Linked DNA regions of Homo sapiens: region 1 is linked to region 2. The links are chromatin contacts, found by Hi-C or POLR2A ChIA-PET in ENCODE. All regions are on one chromosome and are shown on one strand. Each heading gives the region's core, a stretch centred on a gene start or an enhancer-like site at or near the end of the contact. The rest is flanking DNA. Distances are from core to core; before and after follow the strand shown.

Region 1 (6,228 bases), core at 9-2,508, 580 kb after region 2:
AAATACTTCACTATGTATTTTATATATGTAAGGATACTATCCTATATCACTATACTATAACTAACAAAATCAGGAGATTATCACTGATACAGAATTATTATTTAAATTACAGCATTTACATTTCACCAACTATCCCATTAATCTCTTTGACAGTATAAAATAAAGTTGAGAAAAAGATATAAGCCCAATTCTCCCAGAAGCTCTGCAAACCCCAAAGAGGATAAATACGAAGAAAACCACACTTAAGCATATCACAGAAAAACTGATGATAAACTGAAACAAAGAGAAAAATCTTGAGTACAGAGGAGAGGGAAAAATCAACTCATTACCTTTAAAGCAACAGCCATAAGACTGACAGCCTTGCATTGTCCAGGAAGTGATAAAAGTAATAATTTATAATAAACTCTAATAAATTGGTAACTTATTGCCTATTTAGTGGTATAGTAGGGTCAAAATCCTGACTGAAAACGGTTCAAAACAGAATGATGAGAAAAATGGGGATACTGAGTATTAAGATACTTTGAGTTTCGTCATAAAGGAGAACAAAGAAATAAATAAACAGAATGGATTTTTAAGATGAGTGATAGTATATCATACTTTCATACTGATGGGGATGATCCAGTACAGAGACAAATTGTGTTATGGTAAGAAAGAGGGAATGACAATAGGTGCTAAATCTGTGAGTGACAGGAAACAGGTTTCGGTACAAAAATGAATCAACTCGCCAACTAATATCCAACTACCAGAAAAACAAAGACTATATTCTTCTACTCTAATTCTCTGTGATGAGAGTCTAACCCAAATTTTCCTCTCCAGAACTTGTCACTTTTTACGTCTTTAATGTAAACATCCGTACCCATATTCCTTCATTCCTCTGACCTTACCCTGAATATCCATGTGTCATCTACTTACCTGACTCATTAAGGTCTTTCACTGAAACTCATTTGTCTATGATCACTGTCCAAACCCCATTCAGTGTCCTGTAGATTTGCAAAAGTCACTTCTCTACTCATTCTCATACTTTCCAATCAATGTAACACCAGAAAACTTCGTCCTTTAGCTTAAGCACATCTCCCATTAAGTATTGGTCAGTTCTATCTAACTTACACTGGCATCTATCATTTAGCATTGTTCTAACCAAGGGTATCACTATTGCTTCCAGGCCAAATGAACAAGTATAAATAGATGGCCTACTTTTCAGCTCTACTTCAGATAATTCCCTTACACAATCACAGAACATCCTGTGAGACAGAGAGAGACACTGAGTGTGTGTGTGTGTGTGCGTGTGTGTGTGTATATCAGGTCAGAAAATTCACTATGCCATACATTACATTCTAAGTCAAGAGTCTTCACAAAATAATGAGTTTCCAAGAACTAAAATGGATAATCACAAAATAGCAATGTTGTAACACTAGACCAGAAAACTTCAAATCTAACATTCTTTACTTCCATAAACATTTCAGCTCCACTATAAATTTTACCAAGTTAGCTCTTTTGTATTTAGTACATATACACAGACACACATTCAAAGAAAAACCACTAGCTCAAGACTTTGATTTTATTCTTAATTCCAATACTTGATAAGCAAAAACATTATAACTACTCATCTTACTACAAGATCTGATTGAAAATCATTTTTCATTTTAAAGCACAGATGCTTTTTGTAATACATGCTGAATGGATTCCTTTTAGTAAAAACCCATAAATTCTAATGATTTTTAGTAGTCCAGTTCTTATAAAAATGTCAGTAGTAATGTAAATAAAATAGTTTTAAGCATTTTAATATCAGTATCAGGGTTTGAAATGCAATACATGGTTCTGAGATACTTCATAAAATAGATGTCTATTTCAAACAGTATTTTTTTTTAACCTAGGTTCTTTTCTCACAGGAGTCTTCAACAAAATATGTGTATTTTCATCCAAAGTCACAGTGTGCCACCTAGTGCTGTATGGAGATTTTACAGAGGCCTGTTCAAATACTTAATGTTTCAACTAAAAGTATAAAGATCAGCCTTCAGTGAAAGTTTTTATGTTCAAATCTTACAGTACATAATCTAAGAAAGTGTTTACAATAGTTACCAAAGAGGCTAGGTACTTCTGAGACTTGCTCCCAAAGAAACTTCTTTCTCTTAGGTTTAAAATATCTAAATAATTTCAACAACTTTCCCCATAATCTTGAAAAGGTTACAAGTACTGTTTACTAAATGTCTATGTATCTGTCTCCATAAAACTTTCTACTTTATACAAGTTCTTCAAAATCCATTCATACCACTATCTGCCCATAAAATGAAATTCTTGTATCTTTTTTCCAATGTTTTTCAGCTTTCTGAATAATTCAGAAAAGAACCTTTCTCTTAAATTCCCACTACTAACGCCCTTAATACTTTGGGTAGCATGAAGACAAGATTACTAGTCATGCAGCTTACCTGAGAAACCATGTAACTAGTACAATTTTCCTAATATTACAGAATGATAAGCTGGAATCCTGTTCAGTAATTTACGATAACTTTATCAGTTTTTACCAATATTTCACACCATCTAAAGGTAAAACCATAGATGAACTAAGGATGGCTAAACTATTATAAGGGGGAAACAACTTCTCTCTTGTATGAGCTACTCTGTTCTGGAGTCTCTGTTATAGCTCACTAGCCTATACACTAAATGATATATCAAGTCTTACCGAGTCTATCTCCTAAACACAACTGGAGAATGTAAATCCACTACCATCACCCTAGTCCAAGCTATCATCATCTCAAACCTAAATTACTAATACTGTATCAGCCTCCATGACAGAGACTACAATATGCATCAAAACCACTTGCTTTCTTTCCTGTCACAAAGCTAGACAACACCTTCCAGTCTTTCTTGCAGACAGATGGCCATGTGACTAAGTTCTGCATGCTAGAATATAGGGGAAAATGAGGTAAGCTATGTCCAGGTCTGGGTTTGCTTTTTTTTAAGTCTCCTGCATCATCAGCTATGTTCTCTCCCTCAATTCCCCACTTACTGGCCAGATGCATAGGATCTAGCAGACCTCTCTAAAGAATGATAGAGTCATAAGATAAAAAAAAAAATTTAGTCCCATCAAAATGTGAAAGGTCACATGCTGAATACCTACACTGAACTATTAAGTGAACAAGAAATAAACTACTAATCTGTTGGTTCCCCTTCCAGTTATGAAAACATAAAAGGCATCCACATTGGAAAGGAAGAAGTCTAATTAGCCTAGTTTGCAGATGACATCTTTTACTTAGAAAAAGATAAAGACAGCCAGGTGTGGTGGCTTACACCTGCAATCCTAGCACTTCGAGAGGCAGAGGCAGGAGAATTGCTTCAGCCTGGGAGCTCAAGGCTGCAGTGAGCTATGATCGCATCATTGCACTCCAGCCTGGGTGACAGAGTGAGACCTTGTCTCAAAAAAAAAACCAAAAAACCTAAAGACTACACCAAAATCTGTTAGAACTGATTAACAAATTCAGTAAAGTTACAGGATACAAAATCAACATACAAAAACCAACAGTGAACAATCCAAAAAAGAAAATCAAGAAAGCAATCCCATTTACGATAGTTACAAAGAATATAAAATATCTTGGAATCAATTTAACCAAAAAAGGGAAAGATCCAGACAAGGAAAATTGTAATACACTGATGAATGAGAATGAGGAGGATATAAAAAATGGAAAGATATTTCATGCTTATGAAATGGAAGAATACTATTAAAACAACACTACCCAAAGCAATTTACAGATTCAATGCAATCCCTTTTCAAAATACCAATGACATTCTTTACAGAAATAGAAAAAAAAATCCTAAAACTTATATGGAACACAAAATACCCCAAACAGCCAAAACAAACCTGGGCAAAAAGAATAAAGCTGGAGACATCACAGTACCTGACTACAGTAACAAAATCAGCATGGTACTGGCATAAAAACAAACACACAGACCAATGGAACAGAATAGAGAACCCAGAGATAAACCCATGCATTTACAGCCAACTAATCTTTGACAAAGTTGACAGGAACATACACCAGGGAAAGAACACCCTATTCAATAAATGGTGCTGGGAAAACTGGATAACTTTATGCAAAAGAATAAAACTAGGTTCCTATCTCTCACCATACCAAAAAATCAAATCAAAATGGATTAAAAACTTCAAAGTAAGACCTGAAACTATGAAACTACTAAAATAAAACTTAAAAGAAATGCTCCAGGATATTTGTCTGGGTAAAGAATTTTTGTGTAAGATCTCAAAAGCACAGGCAACAAAAACAAAAATAGACAAATGAGACTATATTAGTAACTAAAAGGCTTCTGCATAACAAAGGAAATAATCAACAAAGAGACAATCCACAGAGTGGAAGAAAATATTTGGAAATTACCCATCTAGTAAGAGATTAATAACCAGAACATATGAGGAGCTCCAACAACTCACTAGCAAAACACAAATAATCCAAATTAAAAATGGGCAAAAGATCTAAATAGACATTTCTCAAAAGATATACAAAATGGCCAACAGATATATGAAAAAAGACTCATCACTAATCACCACAGAAATGCAAATCAAAACTACAGTGAAATATCATCTCACGCAGTTAAAATGGTTTTTATCAAAAAGACAGGCAATAACATGCTACCAAGGATGTGGAAAAAGAGGCACCCTAAGTACACTGTTGGTGGAAATGAAAATTAGTATGCCATTATAGAGAACAGTATGAAAGTTCCCCAAAAAAACTAAAAAGAGAATCATCATATGATCCAGCAATTCCACTACTGCGTATATATCCAAAATAAAGGAAACTAATATATCAAAAAGTTATCTGCACTCCCATGTTTATTACATCACTATTCACATATATGGAATCAACCTAAGTGCCATCAACAGATGAATAAAGAAAAAGTATTACATATACAAAGTTGAATATCATTCAGCCATGAAAAAGAATAAAATCCTGTCACTTGCAACAACATAGATGGAACTGGAGGTCATTATGTTAAGTGAAATAAGCCAAACACAGAAAGAGAACTATCATATGTTCTCCCTCATATGTTGGAGCTAAAAAAGTGGATCTCATAAAGATATAGAGTAGACTGGTAGTTACCCAAGGCCAGGAAAAGTAGTGGAGTGGGGTGGGTGGGGATAAAAAGTTGATTAATGGGTACAAATATATGGTTGGATAGAAAAAATAAGACCTAGTGTTAGATAGATCAGAGGGGTGACTATAGTTATAATACTTTATTATGCTTTTCAAAATAGCTAGAAAAGAATAATTTGAATGTTTCTAGTACAAAAAGACATATTTAGGTTGATAGACACAGCCAAGTATATTAACAAATTATATGAATGTAATCAATTATCACATGTACCCCAAAATTATGTACATCTCTTATGCAGCAATAAAATAAAATAAATTACTGGGCATACTAGAAAACAAGTCCAAAGACTAAAAACCAAGAAAAAATATAAAAAAAGGGAATATACCCACACATTAGCCAAGTAATAAAAGTTATCAGAAATAGATTTTAAAGTAACTCTAATTAATATGAACTGAAAATAAAAGGATTGAAATTTTCTGCAGAAAACTAGATACCTTAAAAGAATCAAGTAGAAATTATAAAACTGAAGAATCAAAAAACTGAAATTAAGAACTCAATGAATGGGTTTAACAAGAAATTAGTGAATTAGTTAGACTAAAATATCCAGAATGAAAACATAAAAAAAATAGAAAAGAGCAAAAGAGACATAAGAAATTTTTAAAAAGGTCAAACATAGAAGCAAAAACTGAAATCTGAGGAAAAGAGAAACAAAAATGGGATTAGAGCACATAAAGGCTGAGAACTTTCCAAAACTAACAAAAGATCATACCACGAATCAATAGGCATTATGAATAAAATTGTGAATTTTTTTAATAAAAAGGTAAAATAAAAAGACAAACGATAGACATATTAGGGTTAAAAAGTACCGACAACAACAACAACAAAAAACCTTAGAAGTAGTTACAAGTAACCTCAAATTAATAAGAATAAAACTGACAAGTGACATTCTATAAGAAATAATAAATGCAAGTCAAGAAAATACCTTCAAAGTGAAAAAGTAAGTAACTGCCATGCAGAAATATGTGAAAATATCTATTTAAAAACTAATAAAAGGGACAGGCGCCGTGCCTCATGCCTGTAATCCCAGCACTTTGGGAGTTCAAGGCGGGCGGATCATGAGGTCAGGAGGTT
Region 2 (5,876 bases), core at 1,419-3,918:
TAACTTTACCTGCAGCATGTAGTTGATCTGCCAAGTCATATAACAACTTAAAGTTCTCTCCACTCTTCAAGCCTCGACCTCATTTAAAAAGATGAAAAAAAAAAATTAGGCAAACATCAAATACATTCTGGAACAATTTTGCTATTTTATATACTGGAGTAAATTTTCATATTATGTAACTGCCATATTAAGCATGTCACCTCCTCTATAAACCTTTTCTGGCCTCTGACACTCCTATACTTCTATAAAGCATTCAACACTACTATGATTACCTAGTTAACTAATTGTGTAATTAATATGAGTTTTTTTCCCACTAGAATAAAAACTCTTTAATTTCAGGATCTATATCTATCTTGGTCACTGCCATATCTGCAATATTTAGCAAAACTCTACATATAATAGATGCTCAATAAATTTCTCTGAATGACTGAATAAAGTTATTATTTGAATGGGAGTCATCTCAAGGACTTTAAACTCCTCGAGAGGAAGAACATTCTGCCTTTTCATCTGTTTCTCCAGCACTTGGCAATAAGCCTGTCATAGAACAGATAACCAATATACATTTCTTGAATAAATAAGTGAATAAACAAGTCAGGGCCCAGCTCGGTGGCTCACACCTGTAATCCCAACACTTTGGGAGGCTGAAGTGGGCGGATCACCTGAGGTCAGGATTTCGAGACCAGCCTGACCAACATGCAGAACCTCCGTCTCTACTAAAAATACAAAATTATTATTTTTATTTATTTATTTATTTATTTTTTAGGAGGAGTTTCACTCTTGTTGCCCAGGCTGAAATGCAATGGTGCGATCTCGGCTCACTGCAACCTCTGCCTCCCAGGTTCAAGCAATTCTCCTGCCTCACCCTCCTGAGTAGCTGGGACTACTGGCATCCACCACCATGCCCAGCTAATTTTTTGTATTTTTAATAGAGACGGGGTTTCACTATGTTGGCCAGGCTGGTCTCGAACACTTGACCTCGGGTGATCCACCCGCCTCGGCTTCCCAAAGTGCTGGAATTACAGGTGTGAGTCACCGCGCTGGGCGTAGTGGCACATGCCTGTAATCCCAGCTACTCGGGAGGCTGAGGCAGGAGAATCGCTTGAACCTGGGAGGTGGAGGTGGCGGTGAGCAGAGATTGTGCCATTGCACTCCAGCCTAGGCAACAAGAGCGAAACTCCATCTCAAAAAGAAAAAAAGAAAACGAAAAACAAGTCAGATATATCACTTCAAAATATTAATTTTTTTTTCTCAATGATACTTGCAATAGAAGGCTGTCTGAAAGCTTATTTTGTTGGATGTTTAATTGCAAGGATTTAAAAAGCATAACAGTCCTTATTTTTTCAAAAAGTTAGTCAGTGGGCCATAAAAAAATCATTGTTTTTAAAGACAAGGAGCATGATGTATAAAAATAAGCATGTCTTATGCAATATTAACAGTTTTGATATTAAATGTTAAGAAACTTTTTAAAGAGTTATACACAAAGACATGGACAACTCTGGAAATCTTTCCAAGTGGAAAGAAGGGTAGGAATTATACACAAGATGGCCCTGAAATTCAAGCCAGTTCTATCTATAATTGAGAAGCCAACCATACTCTGCAGAATTCATGGAAGTCCATCAATAAGATGGCACCAAGTGGCAAAGTTATGCAGATAAGATTTATACCATGCTCCCCCTGGTGCCAGTGACTAGGTGTGCAACAGAAACCCCAAACTGTGTATTATGCTCATAATTTCATTTTCCTAATTGGTTAAATGGGAATAATATCCCAAACTTCCCAACTTCTTACATTTGAAAAAGATCTGTGTACTTCTAAAATAAATACTAAAAATAAAAAAAAAAATCAAAGTATTTTCAATTTACATCTTTTAAGATTAATATTTCACTTACCACCAGATACCACCACTTTGGCACCTGTTAGCTCTGGTCGATCACTTTTTGTTAATTTCTGGTCAAGCCACTCTGATATTTCCACTGGTGAAGTACTTGATGCTGCATACATTAATACATAATAAAACAATGACTATGATTTCAAGTTCTATAACAAGAATTATTTTCAAGAGAAACACACAAGTATATAATTCCACGAAATTTAAGTTAATTACTGTGAATTTTCAGTGCTCCTAATTAATTCTCTCTGATAATGGAAAGACTTAAGGAGACTAGATTCCAGCCTTTGCCACATTAGCTGTATGACTCCAGAAATCATTCAATTCTCTGAGTCTGAATATAGAATAACTTTCTTTCTATGAGGTTCAAATAAGACACTATATATGTTAAAGTGTGACACCCTCCACACGTTTCCTATTACATTCTTCTGTTATACTGAATCACCCAAATATAATAGGAAACAGTGACAAGAGTAAAAAAGCTTAATCTTAATAGATCCTCTGTCTCCCACTCCCTTGATCTACCAAAGCAACTATCCTAGTACCAAAGATAATGTGAAAAAGATGTAAGTTATACATATTTATTATTTTTGTATAAGCTTGGGAATATCATTTAAATTGAACTTTCAAATACTATTCATTAGAAATGTAGGCAGAGGTCATCTCTTATTATAATACAGTCTATGAATTAAAAAAGTAAGAAACAAAACAAAAAAACTCCAAATGAACACTCACCCTTTTCTGAACTGGCACTACCGCCACTTGTTGCTGCAGCATCAAAGGATGTTCCACGGACAGAAAACACTTTCACTTTCTCATCACACTTCACTGTACATAGAGCATTTCCTGAAACATACAATCTATTTCTTAAAAGCAACAGCAAAAGGCAACAAAACTAGCACTCCTTTGATGCTTGGAATTTACTTCACAGACAAGGCAAGAAATAACTATTGACCAGTTGTCTTCTAACTCTATTAAGTATAGGAAAAAATGAACCATAACGGTGAAGAAACATATCAGCAGATATCTGTATAACCCTGGATGTCTTTAAAAGCAGGACAGGTACTACCACACCTAGAAGGAAGAAACTCGAACAGGCATCCACACTAAGAAGGTACACTACACCTCTAAAAGGAATATGAACAAAGCTTCCTTCTCCAAAAACAATACAATCAGTAACTCAAAACTATGAGCTGCAACAACTTAGGAAGAATGTAGCTACTGTGCATGCTAAAGGAGGAATATCTTGAAAACACAATAGGTCATAAAGAACAGGTATGAATGTGCTAAGATTTTAAGAGGATTTGAGACACTCTGGATTAGCTATCACATTAACAGTAACCTAAACCATGACAAAATATTTTCCCTCAAACATTATGGAAGATGAAAAGTCTAATTTCAGAATTAGCCATTCATACTGGAATACACAACTTTAATCAGGCAAAAAACGAAGAGTTCACTGCCTTCTCCGACCCCACTAGAGACCAGTGTGCTAAGCAAAAAATCAACTGAAGAGACACTGAAATGAATTTCTTTTCTTTTTCTTGAGACAGGGTCTTGCTCTGTTGCCCAGGCTGGAGTGCTGTGGCATGATCACAACTCACCATAGCCTCGACCTTCTGGCTCAAGCAATCCTCCCACCTCAGCCTCCCAAGTATCTGTGACTACAGGCATATGCCAACATGCCTAGCTAATTTATTTTATTTATTTATTTTTGAGATAGGGTCTTATTATGTTGCCCAGGATAGCCTCAAACTCCTGAGTTCAAGTAATCCTCCCACCTCAGCCTGCCAAAGTGCTGGGATTATAGGCACGAGCCACTGCAGCTGGCTAAAATGAATTTCTTAATGCCTATGGAAATGAAGTAGAAGCAGCAAAGATTGAGAATACTATTTTTTTTTAAGTTTTGCTTTTCCAGGTACCACTTACAAAATATATTAAATTGTGAATCTAATTTTTATTGATCACTAGGAAAATATCACCCTGCAAACTGAATAAACAGGCAGGAAATCTCTGTGTTTGCGATCCATCAGAGAGAATGCCATGTCAAGGGCCACCAGCAATTCTAGACTAAAATTTTCCTCAGAAACCTTTAAGATGGTCCACTTAAAGCAATTGTATGGTTTGATTTAAAATTCTATCTTCAAGATTAATTTATGCTTTTCACTAAAATTTAACATGTTGATTAATTATCTTCCTTGAGTACTCACCTGCATAAATAGTTCTCACAAATGTGTCAGGTGACTTGATTGCAATGATGTCAGAAATCGGGGCAACCTCAAGTTTGGCTGCTACTCTGGGCAAAAGGTTCTAAAAGCAAAATAAGCAGTGAGTTAACACACATACATAGTGATGGAAGACTATAAATGATCAGTAATGACATATTCTAAATGCATATTCTGTAGAAATTTTAATTCAAATATTTTATATTTCGTGTGCACCTTTGGATACACAACTTCAAGCACAGCTTTTTAAATAGCCTTTGAGATTGAGTACTTACCATTACTCTAACTACATTAAGAGTTTCATGAGTTTTACAGTATTAAGCCACCTTAATGCAATATATTGAACTATGAGATATGAAATTTAATAAACATCAATTACCAAGTGTGACAGTTGTGGATTATTGAATTTAGATAAGAAAAGATAGAACAAATTTAGAAGGGTGGTAAAATTCTCAAATACTGAAAAAGATTATGCTTGTATACATTTACTTAATGTATATAAAAGAAAAAAATTCACAGCAGACATTTCACCTTTTGTTTAAATTGATATTGTATAAAAAAAAGAGTAAGGCCAGGTACAGTGGCTGACACCTGTAATCCCAGCACTTTGGGAGGCTGAGGATCACCTGAGGCCAGGAGTTTGAGACCAATGTGGCCAACATGGTGAAACACCATCTCTACTAAAAATACAAAAAATTAGCCGGGGATGGTGGTGTATGCCTGTAGTCCCAGCTACTCAGGAGGCTGAGGCATGAGAATGAGAATTGCTTGAACCTGGGAGGCGGAGGTTGCAGTGAGCTGAGATAGTACCACCACACTCCAGCCTTGGTGACAGAGCGAGACTCTGCCTCAAAAGAAAAAAAAAAAAAAGGAAAAGAATAACACTAACCTGAAGAACAGCCTGTGTAGTACATATTTAAAAAGCAACAAAAATAAAATAAAGGTGTGTTCTTGTGCTTGTACTGAAATAGATGCATGTGCTAACTTTGTCCTCAGCAGCAGGAATCCTTGGGAAAGTCACAGTTCCCCAAGTCTCAGTTAATTCTTCTTCTTCTTCTTCTTTTTTTTTTTTTTTGGAAACAGGGTCTCATTCTGTTACCCAGGCTGAACTTGCAGTGGTGTGATCATAGCTCACTGTAACCTTGAACTCCTGGGCTCAAGAGATTATTCTGCCTTGGCCTCCTGAGTAGCTGGGACTACAGGCGCACGCTACTGCGTCCAGCTCATTTTTTGGTTTATGTTTTGTTTTTTTCTGTAGAAGCGGGGTCTTGCGTTGTTGTCCAGGCTGGTCTCGAATTCCTGGCCTCAGCTGATCCTCCTGCCTTGGCACCCCAAAGTGCTGGGATTACAGACATGAGCCACCATGCCCATTCTGAAGCACCTACTTAATCTGGTTTAAAAACCAGATTTGTCAGTATTTAAAGCTAGCTTCAGTAAGTAATCCTCCTCCTGAACCACCTTCTTTAACTGTTCAGGAATTATTACTGGAATAGTTACTTGGCTGAACAGATTATCTTACAAATTTTATGTTATACAGACTTTGCCTCTTTTAAAAGTTTTAGAACTTTCTAAATTGCTCAAAATTTAATGTCTTTTGTATTTTCATTATCCCTTGTTTAACATATCTTCAAGAAATTTTACCATGGTACTTAAAAGTATGTTTTCCTGGATCTGGTCTTCTATCTAAACATCATGAGGGTGGATGGTACACAGATATCTATCCTATTAAAAATATATCCCATCCAACAAGCTGCCTGCATGGT

The links. Hi-C counts contacts between places; a loop is a spot of excess contacts on that map. ChIA-PET counts read pairs that join two places held with the same protein, here RNA polymerase II (POLR2A). Pooled maps may share reads with other maps.
Region 1: a loop to region 2 is called in a pooled map, with 4 times the contacts of the local background. The contact joins two enhancer-like sites. A Hi-C loop is called at or near these places in 1 of 168 maps with a recorded cell type or tissue (IMR-90), 4 of 37 single-sample maps with no recorded cell type and 5 of 50 pooled maps. POLR2A ChIA-PET finds 5 or more read pairs at or near these places in 1 of 52 experiments (A549).

The regions. Positions count from the first base shown.
Region 1 is chr15:76,864,978-76,871,205 of GRCh38, forward strand. The region is part of intron 2 of SCAPER (S-phase cyclin A associated protein in the ER); the gene reads right to left. Among named protein-coding and RNA genes, the nearest start is that of SCAPER, 37 kb to the right of the region's middle. Within about 2 kb of position 1,259, at least 2 of the 41 ENCODE cell types and tissues checked have a DNase peak (open chromatin) inside an H3K27ac peak, as active enhancers do.
Region 2 is chr15:76,283,748-76,289,623 of GRCh38, forward strand. ETFA (electron transfer flavoprotein subunit alpha) reads right to left here. Exons shown (of 12, transcript NM_000126.4): 5 at 4,099-4,198; 6 at 2,624-2,734; 7 at 1,890-1,991; 8 at 10-78. Among named protein-coding and RNA genes, the nearest start is that of ETFA, 25 kb to the right of the region's middle. Within about 2 kb of position 2,669, at least 4 of the 41 ENCODE cell types and tissues checked have a DNase peak (open chromatin) inside an H3K27ac peak, as active enhancers do.